Linked DNA regions of Mus musculus: region 1 is linked to region 2. Evidence: chromatin loops called from intact Hi-C (ENCODE). Cell type or tissue: gastrocnemius. All regions are shown on one strand. Links, peaks and the distances in the headings refer to the core of each region. The heading gives the core; the rest is flanking DNA. Region 1 holds the start of Stra6l (STRA6-like). Region 2 holds the start of Shb (src homology 2 domain-containing transforming protein B).

What was found. Peaks named below come from ENCODE experiments on the same cell type or tissue, not always from the same donor. Only the 100,000 strongest peaks of a DNase experiment are listed, where the experiment ranks them.
Region 1: it touches region 2 in a loop (2.7-fold over the local background); 4 of 42 quality-filtered maps call a loop at or near these places.

Annotation. Positions count from the first base shown.
Region 1 is chr4:45,848,331-45,864,366 of GRCm38, reverse strand. It overlaps Stra6l (STRA6-like), which reads right to left and starts at 15,420. Exons shown (of 18, transcript NM_028788.4): 1 at 15,270-15,420; 2 at 6,145-6,220; 3 at 4,331-4,431. The coding sequence starts at 15,289. In gastrocnemius, for the core only: a CTCF peak has its summit at 8,396; a DNase peak (open chromatin) is centred at 8,393; H3K27ac peaks cover 1,721 bases.
Region 2 is chr4:45,526,810-45,542,413 of GRCm38, reverse strand. Shb (src homology 2 domain-containing transforming protein B) reads left to right here and starts at 11,586. Exons shown (of 6, transcript NM_001033306.1): 1 at 11,586-12,852. The coding sequence starts at 12,154. In gastrocnemius, for the core only: CTCF peaks have their summits at 11,642 and 14,337 (motif pointing right); DNase peaks (open chromatin) are centred at 11,161, 11,536, 12,762, 14,324 and 2 more places; H3K4me3 peaks cover 5,003 bases; H3K27ac peaks cover 5,507 bases.

The DNA.
Region 1 (16,036 bases), core at 4,245-12,244, 330 kb before region 2:
AAATCTCTGAGTTCAAGGCCAGCCTGGTCTACAGACTGAGTTCCAGGACAGTCAGGGCTACACAGAGAAACCCTGTCTCGAAAAACCAAAAATAAAAGACAACATGGGACTAGAGAAATGGTTCAGTGCGTAAAATCACGGGTTGTTCTTCTAGGGGACCCTGGATTTATTTCCAACACCTATGTGATTGGCTCACAACTATCTATAACTGCAGTCCTAGATCATGCAAAGCCCTCTGTGGGCATTGCATGCACATGGTATGCAGACATACATGCGGGAAGAACATCCATACATATAAAATGAAAATGGGGCTGGTGAGATGGCTCAGTGGGTAAGAGCACCCGACTGCTCTCCCGAAGGTCAGGAGTTCAAATCCCAGCAACCACATGGTGGCTCACAACCATCTGTAACAAGATCTGACGCCCTCTTCTGGAGTGTCTGAAGACAGCTACAGTGTACTTACATATAATAAATAAATAAATCTTTAAAAAAAAAAAAAGAAAGAAAAAAAAAAGAAAATGAAGGTTAAAAAGAAAAACTTTAGAAAACAAAAGAAAAGAAAAGAAAAAAACACCCAGAGAGAATGAGGAGCCAGAGAGCAGACTCAGCAATTAAAAGCGTATACCACTCTTGTGGAAAACCTGAGTTTGACTTCTAGCGTTCAGGTCAGGGGCTCACAGCTGTCTGTTAACTCTAGAATCAGGGAGAACTGACATCTCTGAACTCTGAGGGCATCTGCACTAAGGTAGGGGTGTAGTGCGTGTGTGCGTGCGTGCGTGCGTGCGTGTATGTGTTCAACTTTAACTGCATCTTTGAATTTTCATGTCCTTATGGGACCTCTGTTGCCTGTTAAAGTCACATTAAGTAAATTCGTGTTTTTATGTTCCTGCCAGTTTGTCTTCTGTCAATTTAATTCTCTTGACGTTTTGGTTGTGAGTCAAACCTTTAGCAGCTGAGCCTTCTCTGCAGCCCTCAATTTAATGCTCAAGCCCAGCTGAAAACCCTATGAGAGCAGGGTGAAAGTTCCCCTCCCTAACATGACTGCACTTCCCTGGCCATGGCTCACTATTGCACTTTGGATGCACCAAGCCAATGTCTGCTCTTGTCTTTTTATCATTGCAATCCTGAGGCTGTGAGCCAGTAAGCTGTTGTTACAGTTACTTTAAGTCAGGATCAGAATGGACACTGCAGAAAAGCCAGGGTCATGTGGCAGCAAGAGCCTAAGTCACATGGCCAAAAGGAACAGGGCACAATGGCTCAGAATTGCCCCAGTGAGTCAGGGGCAGAAAGGTTAACTTAGTCTCCCAGGAGGCTGCTCTAGGGTCTCAGGAAATCCACTGTGACTACTTTGTAACTTTCACTTTAAAATTTTCTTCTTTTTGTTTCCTGTGGTTTAATGTGGGTAGATATTGTTTCTCCTAAGCAAAAAGAGTTTCACCTAGTTCAGAAGGTCCACGTAGTGGGAAGGGCTCTCCAACCAGAAATAGGCCTTAGCCAGAACTTGGAGCTGGGACTACCGAGACACACCTGTGATTCCCAGCACTTAGAAGGTAGAGGCGGGAAAATCAGGAGTTCAAGGTCACCCTTGGCTTCCTAGTGAACTTGAGGCTAGTACTAGTAACAGGAGACCCTGCCACAAGGAGAGAAAAATGCAGTGCACTCTGGTGGCACGAGAGCTTGTCACTACAAATCAGAGTCCTGGTGACCCCTTCTGCCTCCCTCTGGGCTCAGCCTCAGGAGCCATCTTCATCTCTGCCCCAGAAGGCTGTCTCGACTGTTTGCCTCAGCATCAAGTTCATGTTCTTGTTTCAGTACACTGCCCACCATGTCACCAGGTGCTTAGGAAACTATAAACTCTGCTGGGCGGGCCCTACAGGACCTCTGACAGAACTCAAGCTCAGTACAGTTTTGCAGACATGAATCTTGTCCAACTGAATCTCATCAAGACCCAACCATGGTACTTAAGGTGTATGTGAGACTCAGTTTCCCCATGCTCAAAGCAGAAATAGAAAACCCCTGCTTTGCTTATCACAGAATCATTGTGGGCAGCAAATGAGGCTAGAGAATGCCATACTCATGTGTGAGCACACACACACACACACACACAAAGATGGGTGTGTTAGTTTTCTGTTGCTGTAATAAAATACCCTAACTAAAGGCAAACTGGGAAGGGAGAGTTTTGTTTAGACTTATAATTCTAGAAGGAATGCAAGCCATTGTGGTGTGGAAGGTGCACCAGGAACATGAAGCTGGCCACATGTTTCTGATCACAGTTCATCTGTGTACAAGAAGCAGAGAAAGAGAGAGGGAGAGACAGAGAGACAGAGACAGAGAGAGAGGAGAGAGACAGAGGCAGACAGACAGACAGACAGACAGAGAGGCAGACAGAGACAGAGAAAGAGAGAGAGAGAACAGGAAATGGAGCCCAGGCATGCACCTTTGAAGCCCACCTCTAGTGACATATTTTCTCTAAAAAGGTTCTTCCCTTGAAAGATTCCCAAACAGTGCCAACTGGGGACCAGATGTTCAAACTCATGAGCCTATGTCTCATTTAAACCATAGCAGGGAGTATTAGTCAGTGACAATGAGGCCAGAGGGTGTGACAGGAGCCAGTCAGATGAGTCCTGATAATGTACGTCCAGGAGGATGAGCACGGTTACCTCACAAGTTCTGCCCCATCCCCTCGATGCCACATGCCCAGTGGGGTGAACGGGTCTTTATCTAATCAGTGTGACAGTTAATGTTGAATGTCAGTTTGATGATATTGGGGACACCATGGGAGCATGCCTCTAGGTATATGCACGAAGGTATCCTGAATGTGGGTATTATCTCCGATAGGCTGGATCCTGGTTGAACAGCTTCCACCTCTCTCTGCTTGCTGACAGCAGAGGCAACGTGACTGTGGGTCTCCTGCTCCTGCCCATGCTTCCCCTGCCATGATGAACTGTATTGCTTCTTAAACTGTGGGCTAAGATAAGCCTGCCCTTCCTTCTGTTGCCTCTTGTCAGCTCACAGCAATAGAAAGAAGGAACGAACACAGCCAGTCTCAGCCCTTTGCCTGGCAAAGCAGTTACAGCTGCTGGAGTGGGAGGGGCTGACTCTGGGAGGCATCCGCAAAGAAGCCAGCTGCTCCTCAGAGCTCCAGCATCCTTGGGTATCGTGGTTGGACTTCTCTTGCATCCCAGCTTAGCCTTAGCCTCAGTCCTGGCATCATGATGTTTCCTAAGACTGAGATCTCAGGATGCTCACTGTGTGGATCTGGTGAGACTGGGACATGGGAGGATCAGAGAGTTTCAAGCCAGCCTCAGGGAAATCTTGGGTCACCTTAGCTCCGTGGTCTCAGGCAAATCATTTAGCTTCTCTGAGCTCAAGTTTTCTCATTCCTTTATCAACCTCCACTATACTTTGAGACAGATTGATGGAACTAATGTAAGCAAAGAAAAAGGCCCAGGACCTGGGACAATAGCAGTGCAATAAATGCTAACTTCGTGGTGGTGGTGGTGATGGTGATAATGATGACAATGATGACGATGATGATGATGGAGTCATGAGACAGAATAATTAAAACTCAAGAAAAATGTTCTAAGGGGTGCCATGATGCAGAACAGCCTAACTAGGAAGACTCCAGAAGGTGGGCAGGATCTCACACATGCTTTATAGTGCCATCCAACCAGAAGGGTGGCTGCTTTTGGTCACTGGGAGCCTTTTGCCTCTTGTTTCCTGAGATAGCCACAGTGGGAAGGCGTTATGGTTTGGAGGTAAAATGTTTCCCACTGCCTCGTGTGTTTGAAGAGTTGGTCCCCAGCCATTGCTGTGGTTTGGAAGGTCATGGACCTTCAGAGAAAGTTCTAGATGACAGAAGCAGGTCAGTAAGGTTGAGCCTTTGAAGGTTACAGCCCAGTGTTGCTTCCTGTCTGTCCTCTGCTCCCTGATCTGGCCACCATGTGAGAAGCTCTGCCACACACAGCTGCTGCCACAAACCAAGATTTTCCAGCCACTACACCTTCATCATCATGATGGATCGTACTCCCCTAAACTGTGAGCCAAAATAAACCTCTGCTCCCTTAAGTTGCCTTTGTCTCGTGGCTTGTCGCAGCAACGAGGGGACAAATCCCATGGAGGTCCCTTTTCTATGGCTGTCTAGGTCTCCTTGAGAAGTTTCTGGGCAGCCCTGGGTGCTGATGGGGGGCAGAGGCCTCTCAGAGCATTGTTTAGGGAATCGGTACAGCGGGAGAAGATTGGATCCTCAGAGCTACCTGGCCTTGCATTTTGTGTTGGGCCCAACCCCAGGGTACACCAAGCTTCAGCAAATGACCTCCAGTCAACTTACACGATGATTCCAAAGTGGTTCCCCAGGAGGTAGGAGGTGTCATCTCTTTGTCTCCGATGCTCTCGTCTTTGGAGGAAAGACAAGACCAAAATGATGCAGAGCTGTGAGAGAGAACAGTGTGTCTGGGACCCAGTCACCCTCAGGTGGCCTCAGTGTCCCCCTGTGAGGAGAGAATAGTGTGTCTGGGGACACAGTCACCCTCAGGTGGCCTCAGTGTCCCCTATGAGGAGAGAACAATGTGTCTGGGACCCAGTTACCCTCGGGGTGGCCTCAGTGTCCCCACAGAAAAGAATGTATGGGTAAGCAGAGAGCTTGCATCTGTGACACCTGGCACTCCATGTCCCTCAGAGCTACCAGAAGGTTCTTTTCGGACTCTTCCTCTGTGTGGCCGTGCACAGAGAGAGGCTTGAGTCTAATTTCCACATATACATCCTCCCTGGACCTTGGTCTCTGTCTTTTGAAAGGCAGCCATGCCTGTCAGATTTCAAATCTTTCTTCCCTTCATTTCTGTGGATTTGGCCATGTTCCAGATGAAAATTCTTTATCCTAATTTTACTAGAAATGTCTTAAGAATTGTCTGTATGTGCTCTCTCCACTTCCTTATCTCTGCTGGCCCTTCAGACCCTGTCATTGCATTGCAGGGGCTATGACGTCACCAACAGCCATCTTACCTACCACCCAAGGCTATACCAACTCCAGCCTAATCTACTTTACCTTCTCCTCACACCTTCTTCCCTGAGCTCCGTCCACTGTGTATTCTTGTTTTCCCCATTCTTCTCCAGGCCCCTGGCTAGGTCATTTCCTCCCTGGCTTCTGGAAAGAGAGCTCCTTGGGCTCCATCCAAGCCCCACCTTTCCCCTGCCCCCGTCCTCCTCCCTAGAGACAACTTTTAATGACACAAAACATTCACAAGCTTTTACCTCCAGCCCTGACCCTCCTCACCCAGTAGCTCTAGATCTGTTAAGCTACCCAGCTGGCATTTCTGTTGAATGTTGGCAACTTCTCAAATTCTGCATGGTTTATGTGAAACTCATGATTTTCTATTGCCCAACCTGGACCTCCCTTCTTGCTTCCTGGGGGTACCCACCCTCTAGGGCCTTTCACATGCTGGGTGAGGGCTTTACCACTGAGCCCAGGGGGCTACCTGCCTTGCCCCCTTTTTGACTTTTTATTTTAAGACAGGATCTAATGTCTTATTAGGTTGTTCAGAAGAGTCTTGAACTCAAACCCAGTTCAAGGGCATCCAAGGGTACCTACCAGACATGCATGTGTTACACAGACAAGCATGCAGACAAAACATCGACAAACATGTTCATTAATTTAAAAATGAAAAGCAAAATCAAAGGTTAATTGCAGCTGAGAAACAATACCCGGGATTGCCCCTGGGCTCCACATGTGTGCACAGATGTGTTTGCTCATACCTGTACACACATTCACAAAAAAGAGTTGGGGGGCAGAGAAAGGAAGGAAGGAAGGAAAAGAAAACCCCCCTTTCACTCTGCCAAAAGTCCCATATTGCTGGCTCTAGAACCCAAAATGCTTTGCTTCTTTTGTATGTGAGCTTGGATGTACTCTGTAAGACACTGAGTAAGGGTTTTAGAAGGAGAGCCAATGGCTCTCTCCCCTATGTGATGCAGGCCTGCCCAAAAGCTGTGTGGTGGAGCCTCCCAAATCCCCTCTCTCCCTTCCTCCCTCCCTGACTCTCCCTCCCCCTCCCTCCCTCCCTGACTCTCCCTCCCTCCTTGACCCTCCCTCCCTCCCTCCCCCCCTCACTGCTCTTGGCCCCTGCCCTGGGCTCCACTATCTTTACTTACTGATGGAATGAGGGAGTAATGGAGGAAGACCTCCCGGTCCACTGGGTTGTCACAGGTGATATTTATCTGCCTGGTTCTGAAAAATAGCCACAAGTCACATCAGCCACATCAACAGTCATGGGACAGCATTGACTCCAGCCTGGAGTATTTCTCTCAGAAGTTTGGAGCATCTGAACTTCCTCACTTGCATTCCCAAGGCCCAGCTGCTCCTTCACTGTCTTCCTAAGTGAACTGCTCTCGTGCAGTTCCTCGTTCATCTTCGTTGTTCATGGCTCTGCTGATCTCCAGCATCCCTGGAGTTGGCATGAAGAACCCCCCACATCCATATCTGGATGGCACAGTTGTGGGTAGATTTGAGTTTTGTGGGGAGTTCTTTTTACAGAACACTACAGAAATGTCTGACTTTTTCACGTTTTAAGGAAAACTAATGGCCATGAAAACCCTTCACTGGAGTCCTTTCCATCTTCCCAGAGCCCCGGAAGGGTCCTATGCAGGGAGGAGAGTGAGACTGAAACATCACTGATTCCCAGGAAGGAAGTTAGTCTGTGGACCTGGGTTTTCACAGCCGAGGTCAGAAACACCAATGAAGTGCTGGGGCAGGAGGGAGCGGGGGAGGGGGGGCAGGGGGGAACAGGAGGGAGTGGGGGAGGGGGGCAGGGGGGAACAGGAGGGAGCGGGGGAGGGGGGGCAGGGGGGAGCCATTAGACTGCACACCGCAGATGTCCTCAGGACAAAGCAAGTCAGAAACACAGGGACATTTTCCCTAACAAGGGACCCCCTCTTTCCTAGGCTCCATCACACCTTGTTCCTGCTACACTAACTCCATGGCACCACCATGGCCACCACCACTCCATCACTTCTCTGACTTCAGCTCTTGCATTCTTGACTCCAGCACACCCAGCCAGCCATCTCCTCAGCATCCATCTCACAAGCAGTGACCCCTGTTCGCTCAGAGGTCTCAGTGGAGAGCAGAAACACTCACATCTATCCCCTGGAACTCTTTAAACTCCTAGCAGCCTGTGCTTGTGTCTCATCACAGATCTGAAATGTCCAGAAAAGGTAAGACAGGATTTGGCTCTTAAGAATGTAAGAGTGGGCTAGGCAGTGGTGGTACACACCTTTAATCCCAGCACTTGGGAGGCAGAGGCAGGCAGATTTCTGAGTTCGAGGCCAGCCTGGTCTAGAGAGTGAGTTCCAGGACAGCCAGGGCTACACAGAGAAACCCTGTCTCAAAGAAACCAAAAAAAAAAAAAAAAAAAAGAGTGGACTGGAGAGATGGCTCAGCAGTTAAGAACACTGACTTCTCTTCCAGAGTTCCTGAGTTCAATTCACAGCAGCCACATAGTGGCTCACAACCATCTGTAATGGGATCTGATGCCTTCTTCTGGTGTGTCTAAAGACAGCTATAGTGCACTCACATACATAAAATGAAATAAATTTTAAAACAAAACAACAAAACATCAGTCTTTCCATCCCATACAAAACCTTACATGTAGGAAAGAAAGGAAGGAAGGAAGGAAAGAAGGAAGGAAGGAAGGAAGATAGGAAGAAAGAAAGAAAGAAAGAAAGAAAGAAAGAAAGAAAGAAAGAAAGAAAGGGAAGGGAAGAAGCCATACTTGAAAGCAAAAGGGAATTGTCAGAGAGCTGAGACAAGATCAAAGAGAAAAGATCAGCAGGACCGTAGAGTAGACAACAGGACCTCATGGAACAAGCTTCACACCCACTCAGGGAGCAAGAGCAGGGCCATTGAGATATTCAGCTGGGAAAGGGGCTTGCCACCAAGCCTAACAACCTGAGTTCAAACCCCAGGGTCCATATGGTGAAAGAAGAGAAGGAACTCCTGCAAGTCGTCCTCTGACTTCCACATGGTCACAATAACGTGTACGCGCGCACGCGTGTGCGCACGCGCACACACACACTCCCAGCCCTTACCATCTATTTGCCTCTCCAGGAGTATGATGCATGGGTCACAGAGAGAAGGGCAATGGCCAGACCAGATGTAGCACTTGGGGTCAGCCACTGAAGGGCCCCAGCTGGCAGAACGCTCTCCTCCTCCTCTCCCCACTGAAAACCAGCCCTTGGCATCAGTTACAGCCAGGCTCACGGCACAGGGTCATGGAATTCTCCACATGAGCACCCATTTAAAACACAGGACACTGAAGGAAAAACTGCCCCGAGAAAGCCAGGAACCTCAATGAACCTCGCTCCCAAGGGTGTGGAGGGAACACCGGTCCTCTCATGAGTGAACGCTAGGGGGCGAGCTCTCCAAGGAAAAAAAATCAGAGGAAGAGGACTGCCAAGGGATTGGCAGAACACACTGCTATCCCTCAGCTCTGGGGATTTGAATATGTAAATATTTATTTTAAATATATAAATACCAAATGCTTTCGCGTGTAATATTTCATTTAATAATGTAGTCAATGCATATGTATAAACACAAGAACTGAAAATTATTTTCCATTACAAACACGCTCAGGTAATAAAATTTTTCACTATAAAAATTCTCAGGTAATAAAAAGGAACCCATGAAGAAGGGTTTAAAAGCAACAGGAATAGAAGAATGTGCCATCGTGCTCCATCGCCAGGTAAGTACCTTGAAATTGGTTGTCTGAACTTTATAGAATAGGATGTCTGAGCCGGCAATAACTTAAGCCCCAAACAAAATCCAAACGGAGGACAGAGAGAAATAAAACTGTGTGGCTGTGTCTCCCGCGGTGTGGGAATGTAGACTCTTGTCTCCTCCCTCTGCAGTTTAGGAGTAGAAATGAACTCCTAGCTGAGCGTGGTCACGATCCAGTGGCAGAACACCAGCAGGGGATGGCTGAACACAAGCCACCACAGTAAAAAGCTACATGAAAGAAAAAAAAAAAATCACTTGAACAATGACCAGGAAGAGAAAGAAAATGAAGTCAATATAAAAAGAGAGGCTACAGGACTAGTGAGTGGCATCTAAAGATTGGTAACTAAGCTGCTATTGGAAAAAAAGAGGGATTTCAAAAATACTTAGAATTCAAAATTGGCAAGTGACCTGGTGTGTGTGTGTGTGTGTGTGTGTGTGTGTGTGTGTGTGTGTGTGTGTGTGTATGTATGTATGTATGTATGTATTTAATGTAGATTGGTGCTTTGCCTGCCTGTATGTGTGCCTGCCTGATGCCAGCAGAGGCCAGAGGAGGGTCAGGTCCCCAGAACTGAAGTTGAAGGATGGTTACAAGCCACCATGTGGGGTGCTGGGAATTGAACCTGGGTCCTCTGAAAGAACAGTGAGTGCTTTTAACTGCTGAGCCATCTCTCCTCTTGAGCCTCTCGGGCTTTCATGTCTTAGAAGAAGTCCTAAGTGGGCCACAGGTATGTTCATCAGTGTGGAGCCTCCCTGGGGAACCCAAAGGTCGGGGAGTAACTGAGCTGGTGAGGATGCAAAGAGACGGTAATGCTTGAGTGTTGGTGGAAATAAAGACTGTAGCTACCGAGACAAACAGGATAGAGGGCCCTTTTTAGGGCTAAGCACAGAGCTGGGCATGGTGGCACAACCCTCTACACAGAGCTGGGCATGGTGGCACAACCCTCTACTCAGGGAGGATCTCTATGAGTTAGAGGCTAGCCTGATCTACACAGTGAGTTCTCAACTAGCCAAGGCTACATAGTAAGACACTGTCTAAAAATAAACAAGCTGACTAAGCACGGAACTGCCACACTCAGCTACATCATTCCTGGGTGTGTGCATCTAAAGGAAAGAAAATATGTTTGTTCCCATGTTCTCTGCAGAACTATTGGCAGTAGCTAAGGTATGGAATCAGCTGAGGTGCCCAAAATGGGTAAAGAAAATGTGGCATGTGTATGTGATGAAATATTACTCAGTTATAAAAAAACAAAACAAAGTAACGAAATCCTTTCATTTGCAACAACAGGAATGAGTCTGTAGCTATCAGGTTGAGTGAAATAAGCCAGACAGCACATACATTTAAAAAACTGGCCCCACGGAAGTCTGGAGGCCGGGAAGGATGGGAGCAGAGGGAGCATGGGATGCAGCTGCAGACGAGGGTAAGGTGAGTGTTACGAAGCGCAGAGAGAGCGGCCACACTCAGCAGTAATGCACTGGATGCTTCCAGATAGCTGGAAGGGAGGATCGAGCCTGCTCCCAATACAAAGAGCTGACCAGTGTTTGAGAGGACTGCTGGCTCACGGCCCAGCTCTGGTCACTACACAGAGTCTGAGGGTGGGATGTGTCATATGACACCCACAATCATCTGCTGCTAGTGCATGTCAGCTGAACAGTTTAAATTAAAAAAAAAAAAAAAGATAAGCCGGTGTAGGGTGCACCTGCAGGAGGACCGGAAGTTCAGGCTGTCCTTGGAACACAGGGCAACCTGGGTTACAGGAGACCTGAAGTCTTTTTTTAAAGCTAAAAATAAAAACAATAAACCCCTACACTCAGCTAGCACTGAAATGAGAGGAGATGTCATCTGACATTTTAGACCGGGAGCCCCTGGAAGGAGCTGCCGGAGGCGCTGAGGGCCAAGAGGAGATGATATCTTCTTCACCTTCCTTTACTGGGATCACGCTGCAATCGGCGTGAGGACTCTGAGCACCACTTACTTATCTGCCAAGAGCCTCTCTGGATACAGTAATTCCACTTCTGGGACTTGTAGGACTTGTACAAGCCAGGGATGGTGGAGAAATGCCTAGAGATTCTCCCTGTGTCTCTGTGTCTATCTCTGTGTCTCTCTCTGTCTGTCTCTGCCTCTCTGTATCACCCTCCTTCCCTTTCCTTCTCATCCCTCCCAACCATGTCCTAATTCACAATTTAACCTTTTGCAGGTTAGGTAGCGTTAGCCTCTTTTTAAAATAAGGAACCGGACCTGGGATGGGTGTCAGTCCCTGGTTGACAGGGTCCCTCTTGTCCCAGCCGAAGCCCAGCAGCTTTCCCGTCTCTGATTCTTGCGGATTCCAGCTGGTGCCTGGCACAGAGGGCCCTGCGATGGTCACTGATTCCCAGAATCTCCTTCTAGAGGCATCCAGAGAGAGGTGGTGATCAGGGCAGCCACACAGTTCAAGGGCATTTCAGGTCCAGTTCAGTTTGCTAGTCGAGTGGGCAGCAGAAAGAATGGTCCCCAGTCCAGTGCAGAGGTGGGTCATGGGAGAGGTACCAGACGCAAGCAGTGTGTCTGCACAGGACTCTGTGCACACCTAGTGCTGGGGAAATCTGCTTTATGGGAACTCCCACGAATCCACCAACTCTGGCCTTGGAGAGCTGAGGTGGACACAGGTGTTGCCAAGGCTGGCTTGGGTCTGTTGGGCAAGGTCAGCTGTCACTAAGGGGAACACTGCATGGCAGTTGTTAAATGCCATTGTCAAAAATTAAACATTAAAAACATTTTAAAAGTTGCATTAGTGCCGAGTGTGGTGGCGCACGCCTTTAATCCCAGCACTCAGCAGGCAGAGGCAGGAGGATTTCTGAGTTCAAGGCCAGCCTGGTCTACAAAGTGAGCTCCAGGACAGCCAGGGCTATACAGAGAAACCCTGTCTCAAAAAACCAAAAAAAAAAAAAAAAAAAAAAAAAAAAAAAGTTGCATTAAAGGCAAAAGTAATAAAGACTGGACATGTCTCAGTCCTGGAGAGTGTGCCCCACCTGCAGCATAGCTGCTGCCCTCTTTGACCCTCCGCTACTGTTCGTCCCATCCCAACACTCAGGAATCCAAGCCCATATAAGGCTTGTTTTAGATTTAGGTGTGTGGTGGTTGGGTTTTTTTTTGGGGGGGGCAGGGGTGACATTGAGGCAGAGTTTCACTCTACAGCCCGTGCTAACCTCTAACTTGAGGTTCACCTCCAAGTTCTGGGCTCCCCTTTCTTAGTTCCTCCTCTGCTAAGGTCAGCCCTGAGTATAAAAGAATTTCTCCAGCTGGGCACCAACACCCCTGTAATCAAAGCACTAAAGAGAACTGAGGGGCAGAGCAAGGATTGCTGGGAGTTTGAGAGCAACCTAGGCTGGAGTTTGCATTTGATGCTAGTGGGGGCTCCAGAGTGAAAGGATCTTCAAAGATGGAAGACAACACAGGAAGAAGAGAAGAAGGAAGAGGAGGGAGAAGCGTAACAAGAAGAGGAAAAGGAGGAGGGGGAGGAGTCAAGTTAGTTAGTTAGCTAGTTAGCTAGGTCATTCTTTAGTTAATTTTCTATTTGGTGAGCTGAAAGGGATTCCTGGGGCTGAGCCGCTTTCCCAGAACACCTGGCCACTCTCCTGGTGCCCCTCCTCCCAGGATCAGCCCTCTGGCCCCTCCCCTCCTCTGCTCAGTGAGTCACTGTCACAGGGCTACAGAGTCAGGGCTCTGTCCTGGGCCCCTAGCCATACTCAGGATTGCATGGGTTGCAGTCCTCACTTTGTTAACCAATAGCCAGGATGGCTGCCCTGGCTCTCTCTGGCCTTACGGCCAGCCCAGCAATGTGGGTCATGGCAGGATGCCTCTGATGAGATGTCCCAGCTGCTCCCTTGAGCTGCCAGCCTCATCAATCAAAGAAGCCACACAAAGACCACAACCCTGTGTCACCCCAGTTCTGCTGCCGTTGCTGGGATCCTGGGACTCAGAGACACTCTGCTCTCAGCTGGTCACTGGGGAACAACCCCTAAGAATCAGGAGAGAGATTCCAGGGGCCCACATATGCACATTCTGCTTCCATTCTGTTTTCTCCCTGGCCCCTTCTCTTCCCTGTGTGCAGACATCTGTTCCCAGTCTCCATCTCTCTACTTGTTATATTTCCTGGCCAGGCATGGGCAGCTCCTGGTTGCTGCCCTTCCGTGGGGAGCACGCATGGCTGTTGTCGTGTGTATCTGAAGTACTCAGAGCAGCCATCATGAAAAAATAAAAAGGTCGACTGAGGGAGGCAGAGGCAGGTGGATTTCTGAGTTTGAGGCCAGCCTGGTCTACAAAATGAGTTCCAGGACAGCCAGGGCTACACAGAGAAACCCTGTCTCGAAAAACCAAAAAAAAAAAGAAAAGGTTGACTGAAGAAGAAAGAGGTTTGTTTCTACTCCCTACCATTCTTTGTCTGAAGGTTTATTTTATCAGGGGCAGAGAGATGGCTCATGGCTAAGAGCCCTGGCTGCTTTGGGGGAGGATCTGGGTTTGATTCCCAGCATCCATCTGGAAGCTCACAACCATTTGTAACTCCAGTTCTAGAGGATCTGATATCATCTCCACGGGCACAAGGCATAGACGTGGTGAACAGACATACTTGTAGGCAAAACATCCATACAGATGAAAGGAAATGGGGGAAAATAAATTTTAAAATATATTATAATTTGTGTGTATGCACATATATATACACTTTTATACACACACATATATATGTATATGTATACACACACATATTTTCGGCACACAACTGGCCTAAAGGTGGACTGAGTCCCCTCTGCACAGCCACACCAGGTGCCTTCCTCCTGAGGAACACTTTCTCACTGTCCCATGGAGCCACAGGTCAGCCTGTCCCTCTAACCAGCTCATCCTCCGAAGTCCTCATTGCAGGAGCAGTGGCTCCACATGCCCATCTGGCCACATCACAGATCCAGAGCGACTCTGGCTGGCTCCTCCATCCCTGTGGAATCCGCTCAGCTCTGTCCTTGCTCGTAGCCCAGGTAATGATCATTGTCACTAGACCATACAGCAGCCCTCTGCCCCATCTCTGACCCATCCGCCATGTGGACCAGAGCCACCTTTCTAGAAACCCACATCTGATGGCATCAGGCCCTGTCACCTCAGCCTCTCCTGCTCTCCCCCAGCCACAGAGCCCACTGGAGAGAGAGGGGCAGGCTCTCTTGGACTCTACAGCACACCATTCCCTTCCCACACCCTCCAGAGATGCTCAGCCCTCTCCATTTACCTATCCTCTAGATAACTCCCATCATGCCTTCTTTGTCTCCATGGCTCCCTTCTCTCCTGTCTACTTTGGGATCTCTTAGCATTCTGACCAGATCCTGGGACTCCAGAAGGCAGTGGGCCTGTTTTCTGCTCTTGATTCCCCAAGTTCTCAGGTCAGAGTGCGAGTCTCAGTTCCTACCATCTGGGCAGGACTAGAACTTCCCTGATCCTCCATCCTTCCCATCCCAGTTCTCCTTTGATGCTCTCAAGTTTGTGGGCTCACCCTCTCCTGTCAGAAAGGCTATTCTCAGCAAGAAGGCAGATGCTGCTGAGGGCGGAGAAAAGAGGACAGTTGCACGCACTGGGGGTAAATCAGCCTGACCATCATGGGAGAAGGCATGGAGAGTCTTCAAAAAACTAAAAATCCAACTTCCTCTCAATTCAACATTTCCACTAGTGGAGACATCGACCAAGGAAATGAAAGTAGTGTTTTCAAAGCGGTAGATGCATTCATGCTTAATATTCACAACAGCTGAAACATGGTGTCTACCACCAGGTCCAACTTCAGGGCAAAGAGAATAAGTTACATCCATAACTTAAATAAACTCAAATAAAGAAGGAAATCCTGTCAACATAGATGAGCCCAGAGGGCATTGCAGGAAGATAAGCAATGCATGACATCACTCATCTAGGGCCACCAGAAAAGGCTGACACAAGGGCAGGCTGGGACAAGAGAGGAGGGAGAAGGAGGAGGCTGGTGAGAGAGGCTGGCCACCATACAAAGTTACAGCTATGAGGAAAAGGGGCCACTGCTGTGCTGCTGTTTTGTGGCCCAGCAGGGTGACTAGAATTAACAATTGGCTACATAGCAGACGGGGGAGGGGAAGGGCTGTCTTGCCACAAGGAAATGGTAAATATTTGAGGTCAGATCAGTGTTTCCTACACATATGAAGACATCAAAGTGTACTCCATAAATGCGGACAATTATAAAATATCAATTAAAAAGGGCGAGGAAGGATGGGGAGTTTTACACCAGAGTAACAGATGAAGAAACCATGTCAGAAGACTGCAGTCAGGATTCGGTCAGGATCCTCTGACCTGGGCTCTGCCCACTCACCGTGGCTCTGACTGACACGGAGGAAATCTACCATAGTTCTGCCTTTTCATGTCCGCCTGCCTGCAGATTAGCCAGTCCGTGTCTTTCTCCCAGTCTGTTAATCTCTAACATCAAAAGAGCCGTGAGGAGTGACCCATCTCTGCTCAGTCTCTGCCGCTCACCTTGTGCTGGCAGCAAGCATCTTGCTGAAGGACGACTGTGCGCGGTACTGTGGATGCTGCGGTCCTGGGGCTGCTCCGTTCCTCGGAAGCTTGTTTATGACGGCTTCCCATGAGCTCCTATTCTCCCCAGTTTGATCTGTAGACCCAGACTCTGAGAAAAGGCAAATACCCAGTGAAACATTTACTTGGGAGTGAAATCAGGCAGCAGCCCTCTTCCTGGTTTCACAACACTTTTGGCTCCTCTGATTCTCAATCCACAAGCGGAGGCTCCTCTCTTCTGCTGCCTCCCCCTTGGCCTTGCTGCTATTCCTTTCACACAGCAACCCCCCACTCCTCACCCCCGCCCCAGCTGTGGTCCCAGGACCACCCACCCCCAGCTGTCTGCCGGCTTTGCCTGGCAGCTGTGTGCCTTTGGCTAGCTATAAAAAATTATTACAGGTAATAAACTAGGTCTCCAAGCCGTAAACCAGGACGGCTGGCTTAGAGGTTCTCCTTGGACACTGGCAGCCAGCCTCTTGTTTGGAGAAATGAGGGGAGACAGGTTTGAGATCGTGACAGAGATACATGACAGAGCCTGCTAGCGGCTCATCCATGAGCTTCACATTCTCTGCGCGGAGAGTAAGGCTACTACTTGGTAACTCTTCCTCATCAAGGCCAGACTCCAGCCACCCTGGCATCTGAGAGCAACTGCCCAACAAGGATTCCTGTGGGACAGGTGCAGGAGTGCTGGGTGCCCCCTCTGCACAGTGTGCTTAAGGACTGAGAGA
Region 2 (15,604 bases), core at 7,605-15,604:
TTAAGTAAAGAACCCCATTTTGCACAAGGAACCTCCAAGATATTTTGGCCCCACTGACTCTTTGGCATACATCAGAATGATCTACAGGACCATGAGACTCCAGATTCTAATGCAGAGGATCTGAAGGGTTTTCCTCTTCAAGAATTTGCTTTTCTAATCTGTCTCAGGTTGGGGAAGGTGCAAGTCCAAGGTCCTTGGTTAGAAGCCACCATGCATTCTGATCTGTTTGTTTCAAACTTGACTGTATACTGTATGCAGTTAGGAAGTACAAAACAAAGACAGACAGACAGACAGACACACACACACACACAGAGGGAGGGAGGGAGGGAGGGAGGGAGGGAGAGAGAGAGAGAGGAAGGGGGACCCACACACACTCAAAGACAGGCAGGCATGGTGCTGCAGGCTTGTAATCACAACGCTCGAGAGATGGAACATAAAAAGGCGTCGGGTCATCTCTGGCTGTATAGTAATTTTGAGGGTAGTCTTGGCTACATGAAACCTTATCTGACTCAAACAAACCACACCTGAAGTAGCCAATACTACAAGTTCTGATCCAATGGTCTGGATTAAAACCAGTTCTTGCTGCTTCACAAGCTCTCTGGGTGATCCCAAGCCAGCACTGAACATTTCTGCTTTTGTCTATGTCCTCAGTAGAGTCTGGCAACAGGGACTGAGTCTTCTCTGTCCCTCAAAGTGGACTTGGAGTTAGGTCGGGAGAAAAAAAATAAAATAACACCCAGTAAAACCTGCCGTTCAGACAAACAGCAAATGCTTGACGCCCCTAAGCATGCCCCAGCTAGTTGCTTTTCTAGATTATGTTCTCCTTCCTCTGTGACCTCTCTGAACTACTGAATGAAAATCCTGGACTGGAGAGATGGCACAGCTCTTAAGGGTGCCTACTGCTGAGCTGGGCATGGTGGCGCACGCCTTTAATCCCAGCACTCGGGAGGCAGAGGCAGGCGGATTTCTGAGTTCGAGGCCAGCCTGGTCTGCAAAGTGAGTTCCAGGACAGCCAGGGCTACACAGAGAAACCCTGTCTTGGAAAAAAAAAAAAAAAAGAAAAAAGAAAGGGTGCCTACTGCTCTTGCAGGGGACCCATGATTGGTTCCTAGCACCCACATTGGGTGGCTCACAACTGCCCATAACTCCAGCTCTGGGGATCTGCTGTCCCCTTTTGGGCTGAGAATACCTACACAAGCATACATACATACAGATAAATAAAAATAAGTCAAAAGGAAGAAAGACAGGCAACAGATGGGAAAACTAAGGTCCAGTAGTCCCATAGGGAATCAAACTATGGATCAAGTAAGGGTTTGGGAGTCTTGAGCCCAGCCTGGAGTGCCTTCCTTCATTACACTTAGCAGCACTGGGCTGCATAGTCTTCTTCAATAGAGGGTTGCTGTCATTTAGCTGCCAGGAGGTGACTTCAAAGGGGTCAATGTGATTTATGTCTTTTCTGCCGCACCCCAGTCTTCACTTCTACCACCCCCTTTTATTCTGTCTGGAGGCATGATCCTATGGAGGGCTGTATCATTAATGGTCATCTCAGGGAGGGAGTTGGCTGGAAGTGGCACTGGCCAGAGACAGCTGCGAGCCAGAGCCCATAATTAGGTAACACAAGGACAAGTGGGATTTGGCACAAGCAAGCAACGGGCAAAGCATGTTGGGAGAGGCCCACTTAATTCACAGAGACACTTGGAATTAGTTGTAAATTCTCTGGGAAGAGATCAAGGCAGCGGCATAAACAGCTCAATTAAGCTGTCGGCTCAATGCTCGATGCACAGTAATGGTCAAAACACAGCCTTTAATCTAGATATAGAGGATTATCTTCGGACTCGTAATGAGATTCCTAAGATTAGCTGTACCTGATGTGGAAGAAGTGGCTGGCTCAGTAATATCGCAAGGGACAGGCTTGCAAATCAGCAGGACTTGGACTTCTGGGGAAGGGGCTACTTGGAAGCCACAACCTTCCTAGAGACCCCTCCCGATGCTGGGGAGGTAGGGATGAGTCACAGCCTGCTTCCTCTGTTTAAGAGACGGGGTCTGGGAACAGAACCCCAGACGCATCTGCTTCAAAAACACAGCAAGTGAAAACAGTGTGGTACTGGCAGAAAAACAGGCATATCCGACCAGGGAACAGGATGGAGCGCCCAGAAATAAACCCAAGCATCTACAGTAGATTTTCGACAAGGACATCAAGAATACAGAATGGAGAAAGGACAGCTTCTTCTATAAATGGTGTTAGGAAAACCGGATATCTATGTGCAAAAGAGTGAAGTTAGACTCTTATAACACACACACACACACACACACACACACACACACACACCAAACTCAACATAGATTAAAGGCCTAAATGTAAGACCAGACGCTATAAAAGCCTAATAGAGAAGGTCATTGGAATTGACCTTGGTCATGAGGTTTTGGATGCTGCTCTAAAATAGCGTTTCTCAACCTGTGGGTCACGACCCCTCTGGCAACCCTCAACCTCCCAAAACGTTTGCATTATGACTCACAACAGTAGCAGAATTAGTTATGAAGTAGCAACAAAAATAATTTTATGGTTGGGGGGGGGGGTCACCACAACATGAGGAACTGTATTAAAGGGTGGAAACACTAGAAAGGCTGAGGACTGCTGCTCTAAAAGCTCTGACCATAAAAGCAAACATAAACCAAAAAGATGACATCAGACTGAAAATTCAGCCGCTGCGCAGTGAAGGAAAGACTATGAAAAGGCAGTGCGGGAGAGATGGCTCGGCCAGCAGTTCCCACTTCCAGAGCAGGAGGACCTGAGTTCAAATCCCCAGAGTAGAAGCCAGGTGCCTGTTTAGATTGCATCTGTAATTCCTGGCCTAGAGAGGTGGGGGAGGGAAAAGACAGGAGGATCTCCACAGCCAGCCACCTAACCAATCAGTAAGCTCCAGGCTTAATGAGAGACCTTGAGGCTGGACATGGTGGCAAAGGCCCTTAACCTGGTAGGTCTCTGAGGTTAGCTTTATCTATACTCAGTGAGAGTCTGTTAAAAAAAAAAAAAAGTGGGGGAGGAATTGAGGAAATGGCTCAGCTGTTAAGAGCCCTGTTGCTCTTCTAGAGAACCTGGGTTTGGTTCTCAGCACCTAGGTAGCAGCTCATAACAATTTCAACTCCAGGTTCAGAGATCTGATGCCCTCTCTGGTTTCCAAGTGTACTAGGCATGCATATGGTGTTCAGAGTCAACATGCAGGGCAGTACCCATACACATACAAATAAAAAAAAATCACTTAATCAGTAAATAAATAGATACATAAATAAATAGAGGCCATTTGAGAAAGATACTCACTGTCAACCTCTGCTTCCACATACATGTGAACCTGTCCACACACCAAATACACGCACGTACACACACATACAAACACACAGTGAAAATGTTTGCAAACCATATGTTTGAAAAGGGATTAGTTTCCAAAACAGACACAACTCAGAAGCAAAAACAAGTAACCCAATTAAAAAGGAGCAAAAGGCTCAAATTGCTCTGTCTTCATAGATGGGGGTTGTGGGGGAGGCCATTGTAAGTAGAAAAAGGTGTTTAAAATCAGTAATCAACAAGAAAATGAAAATTAAAACCAAAGTGAGCTGTCCCTTCGTACCAGTTTGGATGGCTATGATCAGAAAGATAAGAGGTCGTAAGTTTTGGAGAGGCTGTAAAGAAAACGGAGTCTACAGATAAGATTGAAATTGGTGCAATCATCATGGAAAAAACATACGGGGGTTCTTCCAAATTTATTAAAATTAGGGCCATCACATGGCCAAGCAATTCCTCTGCCGGTATAAATAAAAATGAAATGAAACTGTCTCCCTGTAAAGACATCTGCACTCCAGTGCCCATTTGCAGTAGTGCTTACAACAAGCCGTGGTATGGATGTAGCCCGAGTAAGATGGTAATGAATGAACTGGGACACATGGTGAGATGCTCTACCCAGGAGCTCTCAGGGGTTCAAGGCCAACTTTGGCTCCAGAGCAAGGTTTGAGGCTGAGTTGGGCTACATGAGATGCTGTCCCCAAAACAAAACAAAAGTTAGATGCGATAACATGTGGCTATAATCTGAGCACACAGCAGATTATAATCTGAGGCAGGAGGATTGTCTGGGAGTTGGAAGCCTGCCTGGTCTACATAGTAAGCGCCAGACCAGCCACTGGCTCATAGGGTACATGTGAGACCCTGTCTCAGAGAGGTGTGGGGACAGGGAGCTCAGTCGGTGACATGCTTAGTATGCAGACATTGAGGACTTGAGCCGTGGGTTCTCACAGTCCACGTCATAAGCCAGGCATTAGCAGTACATCCCTGAAACCTCAGTTCGAGGAGGCAGATGATCTCTCAGACTCGCTGGTCAGACACTGGGGTTAGATTGGCTCCAGGCTCAATGAGATACCCTGTCTCAAAAAAATAAAACCGAGAGTGATTGAACAAGACACTCCATATGGACTTCCTGCCTCCAAATGCACCTCACACATATCCCACACACATGTGCACACACAGGAACACGCATGCAGAGAAATACACGCAGAGATCGTGCCAGCTGTTAACACAACACAGAGATGAATCTGGAAAACATATAAATGCAAATATTACAAGATCTCACATAAATGTGAAATCTTTTTTTTTTTTTTAAGTAAAATCTATGGAAACAGAAATCAGGGTAGAGGCAGGGGCAGGAGAATGCCGTCAGAGGGTATCTATAATTGCACTTGGAGAGGAAGTCCAGGAGATCTAATGTCCAGGACGAGCATTAAAGTTAATATTGGAAGGTTGCTAACAGTCTAGGCTGTAGATGCTGTATGGTGCAGACCCATAACCCCGGTTACTTGGGAGGCTGTTACTTGGGAAAAAACGTTCCCCAGAGAAGTGCAACACATGTCTACTCACTCCAGATAAGGGAACTCATGACAGACCAAAGTTTGGATAACTCCAATGACCAATTTGGCGAACCAATGAGTTTTACCAGCATTATTTACAGGACCATGGCTGAGATAGGAGCAGAAAAGACTCAAAGACAACGGCATCACCAAAGCCCACCCCAGCATGGATGACAGTTCACAAAAACTGGATCGTGGCGTCTGAAGACTGCACAACAGGCTGGAGAGTGTCCTTTCCAAGTGGCCTTGGTCTAAACCTCTGCCAGGCAGCTTAGCTAGCTTCTCCTTCTCCCCGACGCTGATCTAGTCTCAGGGTCTTCTTTGCAGCTTGATTCCTTCAGTGCTTCAGTTGGTCTAAGCCTCCTCCAGGCTGCTTAGTTGGTCTCTGTTTCTTCCAGGCAGCTGGAAACTTTTCTTGCTAAAGTGTCTTCTTTGCAGCTCAGTTTCACTCCCTCTGAGGGAGACTCCCAGCTTTTATTGGTTACTCTGGCAGGGAGGGGCTAGTGAATCTGGTCAGTTTCAGGGACTTCCTGAAGCTATTTTGAGCTGCTTACTTTCCTGCTTAAGGAACTTCATTGAAGGAGGAAATGTTTTACAAGAGGCAGGAGGATTACAAGTCCAAGCCCTGCCTTGTCTTAAAATATAAAGTAAAAATAGGAGTAGGCAGATAGCTCAGTAGTAGAGGGAAAATAGACATGTCATGTCACGTATCTGTATCACCCTGAGTCCGACGTGTTCCCACCTCCGGGCCAAGAACAGCCAAGAAGACAGATGCAGAAGGCAGGAATACACAATTCACACCCATCCATCCAACAGATAGGAATCGTTTGTCTACCTACCTACCATGTCAGACACTATTCTGGACATTGGAAATGGCAGTGAACAGAAGGGCAAAGATCCTCTAGCCATATGAGGGCAAGATAAAAAGTAAACTAGAAAACTAAGTAAATACGCAGTGGATGAGATGGAGCGGATGAGCAGATGAGATGGATTTATTTACTCAAATAAATCGAGGAAGGGGCGACACCCAGTGCTGGGACCGCACTTGTAGATAATGCTCTTAAGGGAGGCCTCACTGAGCATATGACGTTTAAATAAAAACCTGAAGGACATCAGGGGTGAGCATGGGGTGGAGATGGGGGTGGTGCTGGGAACACAGTCTAAGCAGAGGAAGGGTCCAGGCAGCAGAGTAGCATCCTGGTACTGCAGAGAGGAGAGGCTATGATAAGGGCAGGAACTCAGGCATGTAAGAGCTCATGGGCCACTGTAAAGATTTTTGGCATTTACTACTAGGGGGATGGGATTCAGTCTCCAGGATTTGAGCAGAGGAGGGACATAAGCAAACTTAGGTTTATGTTATAGGATGGCAGCTTCTGTGTTGAGACAGAAGTAGGAAAAACTATGCAGTAATCCAGGCCAGAGACTCCTAACTAACTAATGGGCTGTCTAAGTAGGAAGGAAAGGGTCAGGAGGCTGGACAGTTGCCGCAGATCCGTGCAGCCAGCCAGACTCCAGCCCTAAACTTGTGTCTGTTATGCAGGTTGTGAGTATACAAGCCTCTGTAGTCTTAGGCATTTGAACACTTAGCCTCCAGTTGGTATTGCTTGCTGGGGAGACGGAGGTGATGAGCCCTTGCTGGCGGAAGTATGTCACGGGTGGTCGGCTTGAGGGTAAAAGGCCTCCTGGCACTCTGCTCTCTTCTTTATGCTTGTGGCTCAAGATGTGAGCTCTCAGCTGCCCATTCTGTCTGCCACGCCTGCTGCTTACTGCTGTGCCTCCTAGCCTCCTCAGGGACTCATCCCTCTGGGATCATAAGACAAAATAATGCATCCCTCTTGTGAGTTGCCTTGGTCATGGTGTTTTATTCCAGCAATAGAAAAGAAACTAATTCATGTGTGCTTTAGCCACATATTCCCTTTAAATAACTCCTTTGTTTTTCAACTACAGTATTCCTGTCACCAGGCAAGGGCTGGTCAGTTTAACAAGTGGCCCAAGCCAGCGGTCTGGGAGTCCTGCAGAGTCCATTACCTAGCATTCTTCCATTACTGCAGCGTTAGTTATTCATTCAACCAGAGCAATGGAGCACTTTCTGTGTACCAGATGTCATCCTGATGACATTTTTTTTTTAATATTTAAAAGCATGCATAGGCAAATGCAATAACAGGGTAAGAAAAGCTAAGTGACTGCTCTGCCTAACATCTACTCACCCCACCAAGTGCATCCTGCACGGGGCTCCCTCAAATGATCTTCAGGAAATGCAGGAAAAAAACTAGGGAATTTCCTTATTTTAGCAAAGATCACAAGTGATCTCCCCCCTCCCCCACCTAAAGATGAAATTCCATTTTTCCTTGTCTGGAAGCAGAGCTCTTTCTTTTTTAAAATTTTTTATTATTTTTTATATATTTTTAAAGATTTATTTATTATTGTTCATAAGTACACTGTAGCTGTCTTCAGAAGCACCAGAAGAGGGTGTTAGATCTCATTATGGGTGGTTGTCTGCCACCATGTGGTTGCTGGAATTTGAACTCAGGACCTTCGGAAGAGCAGTCAGTGCTCTTAGCCGCTGAGCCATCTCACCAGTCCCAGCAGAGCTCTTTCTAATGGGCAGCCCATCTTTGCCCTGTTACCCACCATTTCCCATACCTCACAAACCCTTAGATACTCACACTACACTGCCCACTAGTTGCTCCAGGGGCTTCCCCCGTGTCCTGTCCTAAGTCTCTGCTTTGACTAGTGCTGAGACCTCTGCCTAAATCCCTCTGCCTCTTCCTGGATTTGTCTTGGGTGTTGTTTTGTTTTGTTTGAGATGATGTCTCAAGTAGTTCCAATAGGCCTTAAAGTCACTCTGCAGTTGGGGATGCCCTTGAGTTATCAATCTTCCTGCCTTCACCATCCAAGAGCCATTGCAGAAGGTCTAAGCGAGCTAAACAGGGGGAAAGACTATAGGCTCCACACTGAGCAAGTGAAGGGTGAGGTCCTTGAGGCCTGTTCATAAAGACAGTGGTCACCTACATTGGCACCCTTGTAATATTAGTACTTGAGAAAAGGAGGCAGGGAGAAGAATTCAGAAATAGCGCATTTGAGGCCAGCCTGAACTACATGATGCCCTGTCTTTAAGAAGAAAAAAAATCAAAATGTCACTCATTCTTCAATGTAATCCCAGGTATCTTTTCAAAGAAGTTCTTTCTACCACGGTCTTCTCTAGCCATTCTCCTGCCCTGCCCTTGTCTTGCCTTGTTTCAATTACTGGGAAGACACAAAACTGATATTTGAATTGTCCCAGTGCCTCTGAGGCCTCATATGGCCAGAAATATCTGAAAAACTATCTAAGCATGGTGGTGCACATTCAGTACTTGGGAGGCCAAAGCAAGGAAAGTGTGTCAAGTTCAAAGCCAGCTTGATCCACATAGGGAGTCCATGTTAACCAGGGCTACATAGTAAGACCCTGCTCCCCTAAAAGAAAGACAGAGAAGGCCGGTGTGCTAGTCCACACCTGTTATCCCAGCACTGGGGAGATGGAGGCAGAAGGAACAGGAATTTGAGGCTAGTGACACCAGCATACTGAGTTTATGAATCTGAGGCCAGCCTGAGGTATCTAAGACCCTGCCACAAACAACAAAAATTGAAAGAGTGACTGCCAGTGGACTGAATGGTGTTTTATATAAGGAATAGATGAACCCCTTGAGTTGGTAACATCCTTTGGAGCCTCTCTACAAATGTCATTTTCTTTGTCCTGGTGCTAGGAGGGACAGAAAAAGCAGCTGCCACGTTTGGCCCTTTGCCCTGGGTCTAATGGGGGAAGCAGAGATGGAGCAGAAACTGAAATATGGCTATCTTCACCTACCCCATCCTCCAAGAGAACTGGGGGCAGTGCAGGGAGGAGGGGACAATGCCAAACCTGTCAAAGGAGGTGTCAATGTCAAACCAGGGGTTAGCAGTAGAACTTGGCAGTAGAGCAAGTATGAAGTCCTGAAGTCCTGTTATGGGTCTCTGACACTGGGGGGAGGGGGGAGGCTTTATTTACAGCATGACATAGGGTGGGGTTTGTGACAACCAGAAAAATGGCTATCAATCACAGCAGTTCCTTTTTTTTTTTTTTTAAGATTTATTTATTGATTATATGTAATTACACTGTAGCTGTCTTCAGACACTCCAGAAGAGGGAGTCAGATCTCATTACGGATGGTTGTGAGCCACCATGTGGTTGCTGGGATTTGAACTTCGGACCTTCGGAAGAGCAGTCGGGTGCTCTTACCCACTGAGCCATCTCACCAGCCCCACAGCAGTTCCTCTTGACTGTTTCTCTGCCACTGGTCCCAGTTTCTCCTCTGTGAATCCTGGAAGCTGTGACTGGAGAGAGAGAGCTCATCTTCTGGCTACTCTGATGATTTTCCTACAAGCATCTGTCTCCCTGAAACACAAGGCAGGATGCTTCTCCATTATCTTCCTGAAGATTTTATGTTTCTCTTCAGAATTACTATTTCTGACTCCATCTCTGAAGGTGTGTCTCTATACGCAAAGGAAAACACCCAGAGACATCTTGCTTGTATCAAGTAAATACCACTTTAGGCCAGCCACCCCATCTGTAAACCAGGAATAAGATCAGATTGCAGGGATACTGACTGGGGTTAATTATATACAGTGTTTAGGGGCCAGGCAGTTACACAGGGACTCTGGAAGCTCTTGGCATAATACTATAGCATTACAATAATTCTGGCTTGCAAATTATAGCCCAGAAGAAACCTTACAGGAGCGACAACTCTGACTCTGTGGCCAGCTGAAAGCAGAATGTGAAAAAAATAAGTTGTGAAATACAACTTCGCTTCCTAAACCTTCAGAAAAGCAAGATACTGTTTCCATGTGCAGCACACATGCAGGGAGCAGAGAACAGGCCTCCAGACCCTGGGGAGGACTTTCTTGGCCCAGGTGGCCTGGCTGACTGCCAGGATCTGGCTTCCTTTCCTTCCTGAGCCTAGAAGCTGGAGGGAGGGGGCGGGACGGGGGTGGGGCTTAAAACGAGGATGTCCTGGTCGGTCAGGTTTTTTCCCCTTAATTGGGGCCTCCCTCCATGCAGCATGATTAAGTGCTTGCGCAGCAGAGCAAGGATTTAAAGGGTAATTTGAGACATATAAGTGTAGGGATACCCAAAATAAGCATCTCAGCATCAACTTCTGGGGTCTCTCCCTATCTATGCTCCACACACCAAACGTTCAGCCTTGTCCTGTGTGCAGAGTTTAAGACTATTTCCTAAGGATGCTAAATGAATAGGTCTCAGGTAAGAAATAAGTGGGAATGTTATCGGAGATTGTTGGGGTTCAGGTAGCAGTGGGGTTTGGGAAATTCAAGTGGTCTTAGGGAACGAGAGAGGCAAGTAGTCTGACTACGTGGGGCTGAGCAGATAGATTGGAGCCTTCGGAGTCATGGGTCTGCCTTTTTCTAGTGTGGTGTCGCTGGAGCCTGAGTCTGGTAGGTCGCAGGGAGAGTTTGGAAGAGGTCACATTGTGCCTTACCAGGTCCCGAAGTCTCAGGATGAGAGTCTGACCTCCAGTACTAGCAGATCCTGGATTTGCTCTCTACTTCGATAGGTTACTGTTCCTACAGGACACAGGAAAAACAGTGTGTCCAACCTATATATAATGTACAGGTGACAGGTGAAATTACGGTCACAGTGTGTTATTTTGGCAAATCACCATTCTGAAGGACGGTTTCAGCTCAGAGGTACTCAAGGGGGATGGGGGGTGGGGCTGGCCAAATAGAACTTCCAAACATATCTAACATCTAGAAGGCAGATATCTTATTTCATTTTCAGGCAGTATTTTGTTCTTGACAAGGCTCCTGCTACCCCCTCTGAGAGCAGACTCAGAAAGCTACCCCCCTTTGGCCTGGGTTTCCTCACGTTTGGATAATAACTCCATTGTCTTAAGTTACATCATCACAGTGCCACCAGATCCTAGTCATCCATGTATAATCTACCTCGGGGCCTCAGTTTCTCCATCTGGAAAACTGTCTCTGGATTAAATAGAGTCTCGCCAGCTCCGGCAACCTTAAGCGTTAAATGTTTACATAGCTGGTTCCACTAGGTTGGCAGTGAACAGGGTTAAAGCCCCACTTCCTAGAAGGTGAAAAGGTAAGCAAACAGTCCGACCTCCCCTTAGCCTTGCTCAGGGATTGGTGCCCCGCCTGGTCCCAGCCGCCTATCCCGTCCGGATCCGTCATCTGGATTGCTAATACACTCATTAGCATAAAGAGTTTTTCCGAAGACCCGGCGCCGGAAAAGCTGAACCGGAGTCTCTGTCCCTTTAAAGAGAAGAGGGACAGCCACTCTCTCATTTTAGGGCATCTCCTCTGCATGGTCCTCTCGGTCAACTAGAGGTCGTGCGTTAGTCCAGCCTGCCTACCACCTCGATGGTGGACATCCATTCCTAGAGTGCACGGCGCGTGGGCCCCCAGGGACTGTGCTGACTGCTTTGGCTTCAAAGAGCCGCAGTCCCTGCTGGAGGGAGGCACGGCCTGCCAAGCCGCAGGACGCGGGCGCCCTAGGGCAGGACCCCGGAGCTGGCGCCCAGGCGGCCGCAGGAGGTGGCTCGTGCAGTCGTGAGGAGGTTCCTGGCTGCACGCGGGGGCGTGGCCTAGGAGGGGCGTGGCATTGGCGGAGGGGTGGGGCCTGCGGGAAGGGGCGGGGCCGCGGCGCTGGGCGGGTTCTGGCGGCCGAGTGTCACACACGCGGCGGCTCGGGAGGCGGCAGCAGAGGCAGCGGCAGAGCCAGGCGCCGCCGGGACGGGCAGGGGCGCGCGGGCTCCGCCAGGCGCCGGCCGCCTCCCTCATTCGTTCGCTTGTTTTCCGACCCGCAGTGGGGCCGGGCTCGCCCCCGTGCACTCGAGAAGCCCGCAGCTGGCCGCGGCTCGCACGGGGCAGGGGCGCGCTCCGCGAGGGTGGGGGCGCTGGGTGCGGGCGTGCGCGGCGGGGGGCGCCTGGCCTTCCGCTCTAGGCGGCCCGGGTCCCTATGAGACACGTCTGTGCGGGGCGCGAGATCCAAAGCTCGGTCGGCGCGCGGCAGGGGCGGAGGGCTGTGCAGCAGCGGCCGGAGCCAGGCGGCGGCCGGCAGGAGGCGGCGGCTGCGAGAACTTGAACTTGGCGACCGGTGCCCCGCACGCCCCCCACCGGGGCAGGGGCGTTGCGGGACTGGGCGACAGCGTTGTCCCCCGAATGGCCGCGGCGGCGGACCGGGCTCGCGCGCCGCGGCCCTAGGCGGCCCTTCGCCATGGCCAAGTGGCTGAACAAGTACTTCAGCTTGGGCAACAGCAAGACTAAGAGTCCGCCGCAGCCGCCGAGGCCGGACTACCGGGAGCAGCGGCGCCGGGGCGAGCGACGAGAGCAGCCCCCGCAGGCCGTGCCGCAGGCCTGCTCGGCGTCCTCGGCGTCCTGTGGGTCGGCCGCCGCCTGCTTCTCGGCCTCGTCGGGCTCTCTGCCCGACGACAGCGGCAGCACGAGTGACCTCATCCGCGCCTACCGCGCGCAGAAGGAGCGCGACTTCGAGGACCCGTACAACGGGCCGGGCTCGTCGCTGCGCAAACTGCGAGCTATGTGCCGCCTGGACTACTGCGGCGGCGGCGGCGGCGGGGACCCCGGCGGGGGCCAGCGCGCCTTCACGGCGGCAGCGGGAGCTGCGGGCTGCTGCTGCGCGGCGGCGGGAGCGGGCGCCGCCGCGTCCTCGTCCTCATCCTCCGGCTCCCCGCACCTCTACCGCAGCAGCAGCGAGCGGCGGCCGACGACGCCGGCGGAGGTGCGCTACATCTCCCCTAAGCACCGACTCATCAAAGTGGAGAGCGCGAGCGCTGCGGGGGACCCTCCGGGAGGCGTGTGCTCTGGCGGCCGTACCTGGAGCCCGACGACCTGCGGAGGCAAAAAACTGCTCAACAAGTGCTCCGCCGAGGAGACCGGAGCTGGTCAGAAAGATAAGGTAAGCTCCAAAGCTATTGGTGCGCTTGGGGAACTGAGGCACTGCCACGTTTCCCATCCCTTGCATCAACTTTGCTCTGGCATCCTGGGGTCTAGGCTACAGCGCTCATTTTGCCAGATGGTGATTAGACTCCGACTCTTTGGTTCCTGCTCCCCAAACGCACCCTTGCGGATCCCAGAGCCAGAGCGAGAGCACCCCGTCTAACTACCCAGAAGACAGACCCAGCCAGCCCTTCCGGCTCCCCCAGTAAAGTTAGCAGCGGCTGGCCTAAAAGAGCATTTACTCTCGTTTACCCCGGGGTCCCTGTAGTGGTCCCCCTCCCAGATGCAGATGGGAATTGAGGTCTAGAATGGGAAAGGGAATCTCCGGGTCGTAGATTTCCTTATTGGCTGTCCCAGAATATCTGTATGTGTGTAAATGCTTCTAAACGTCCCACTCTGCGTGCCAGGTTTCCGAAGCCAAGCGGCCTTTTGTACTAGAGCGATATTGGGAACCCCCATGCAGGCTTTTCCGGTGTTAAGGTTCGTCCTCCCAGAGAATTTACCCATCTGGCCTTTCCCACCCGCTCTCCCCAGCTCCGCAGGCAGTCTGCTAAAAAGAGACCCTTCTCTGCCCACTTCATTCTCTTTCCTGATTCCATCCCTGTAGTACCGTCTCGGGAATGAGAAGCCTTTGTGGCAATCCCCTGCCGAATCTATCAGGCCATCTTGTTCCCTGCTTCATAACAAGGGAGTTAATTACAGGCAGGCCCCTCTACTCTTCCTTCCCTTCACACTCCTGAGTTAACCTCCCTTCCCCCATAAAATACTTGTTCTGCCCACTTCTCGCTGAGGCAGTGTTTTGATTAAATCTGAGGCCCAGTGAGAGATCTTCACGGCAGGGTTGCTTGGCTGGCCGGCCCCTGCTTTGCCTGCGTTCTTCCCCACACTCTCCTTGCAAGCTCAAACTTTTGCCTGGACTGATAGAGATTGGCTAGCCTAGCAGGGAGACATTTCCTACCTGTCAGCGGGTGCTTGGCAAGGCTTCTTTTTGCTTTATGGGAGAGGTGAGGAAGGATATGCCCTCCTGAAAAAGTTGCCTGTCTGGTCTCCCTGGGGTCATCCTGCATTGTCTGCCCAGGATGGATGGTATGAGCAGCCTGAAGGAGCCTATGTCCCCAGGAACGGTGTGGGCACACACCTTGGAAACGCATACTCTTTGTGCTTCCCAAGTATCCAAGATGCCACACTGAGAACAGAGAGCTGGAAGCCCTGGTGACTCATACAGTCACCAAGGGTACAAGAGGAGAGATGTCCCTGAGAAGAGCTGAGCTATTGGGCTTGTGGTTGATGTTTTCTGGAAGTCAAGCTTCCTGCAGCTTCATATGTGGTGGGCTCACTGGGTGAGCTTTGAGCTTTTCCATATGAAAGTGAGGAGAGAGCTTTCCAGAGAGGTTTGCAGCCCACCTCACCTGACTCAGCATCCCTAGTTGCCCAAGACCACTGCCCCCCAGGGGGCAGACTTTCCTTGTTTACTGCTTGTGGTTCAGCCTGCTCTCAGAAATCTTTGTGTGGCTTTCAAATTTGTTGTAAACATTTTTCCCCCCAATTAGAGTTAAGACTTACAGATGCATAGTAATCATACTTTGTAGCTGGAATGTCAAGTGTGCCTAAGACTTGGCTACATTGTCACAATATTTCCCATGGGTCTTTGCTCTCCTCTTCCAGGTGCTGGAAGGGGGATCCTGAGCAGGGTATGTCTGTGTTGAGTGCTGTGACAGAGGGCACCCTGTGATGGGGCCTGGTGTTAAATGGGGTTTCCATTGTTGACCTGGAGCCAGGAGTGATCAGGGGATGGCTGGAGAAGTGTCTGGTGCTTAGAGAACTGCAGGTATGAAGTCTTATGTGGTTGGAACGGAGAGGTTAGAGTTGGACAGGACCGGAGAGGGGCTGCAGGGCCTGGGCCAAGGAAGGTAAACTGAGTTGAATGGTGGTAAGAGATACAGTTTTAAAGAAACACTCTCTCAGGGATGGTTTTCCTTTCTCATGTTGAAGCTTTGATCTTTTAAAAGTGGTCTCTTCTGGGAGACAAGGGAGGATGTTACCAGATGTTCCTTCTGTCATGAGAAAGAGAGGCAGCAAGGGAGTGGTTGCAAGACAGAGTGTCCTGGAAGGCTGGCTGGCTTGGAAGGCTGGCTTGGACACTGCTTTATTTACTTTCTAGATAAGACTAAAACAATGCTGACCCTAGTCACTAGGTAGCCAAAGATGGGCTTCAGTCCCCCTTTCCCTTCCTCCCTCTTCCTTCCTTCCTTCCTTCCTTCCTTCCTTCCTTCCTTCCTTCCTTCCTGTTTTTAGAAACAGGGTTTTTTTTGTGTGTGTGTAGCCCTGGATGTTCTGGAACTCATTTTGTAGACCAGGTTGGCCTCTGCCTCCGGAGAGCTGGGATAAAAGGCATGTGTCACCACTTCTCAGTGGGGATTACAGGTATGAACCACATCTAGTTTTGTGCAGTTCTGGAGATTGAACCCAGGGCTTTGTAATGCTAAGTAAGCAATTCTACCAAAGGACCTCCATCCTCACCCCTCCTCTGCAACTTCTTAAAGCCCTACACACATTTGTTTTTATAGACTTTTTGACAGCTTTCTACATAGATGCAAATGTATCTTGATCACGCCCACTCTTTGCTCCCCACTCCCTCTCTACCCCCCCCCCACACACACACACTTGCTGTTCCTACCTTAATCTCCTTTTTAAAAAAAAATCACCTACTG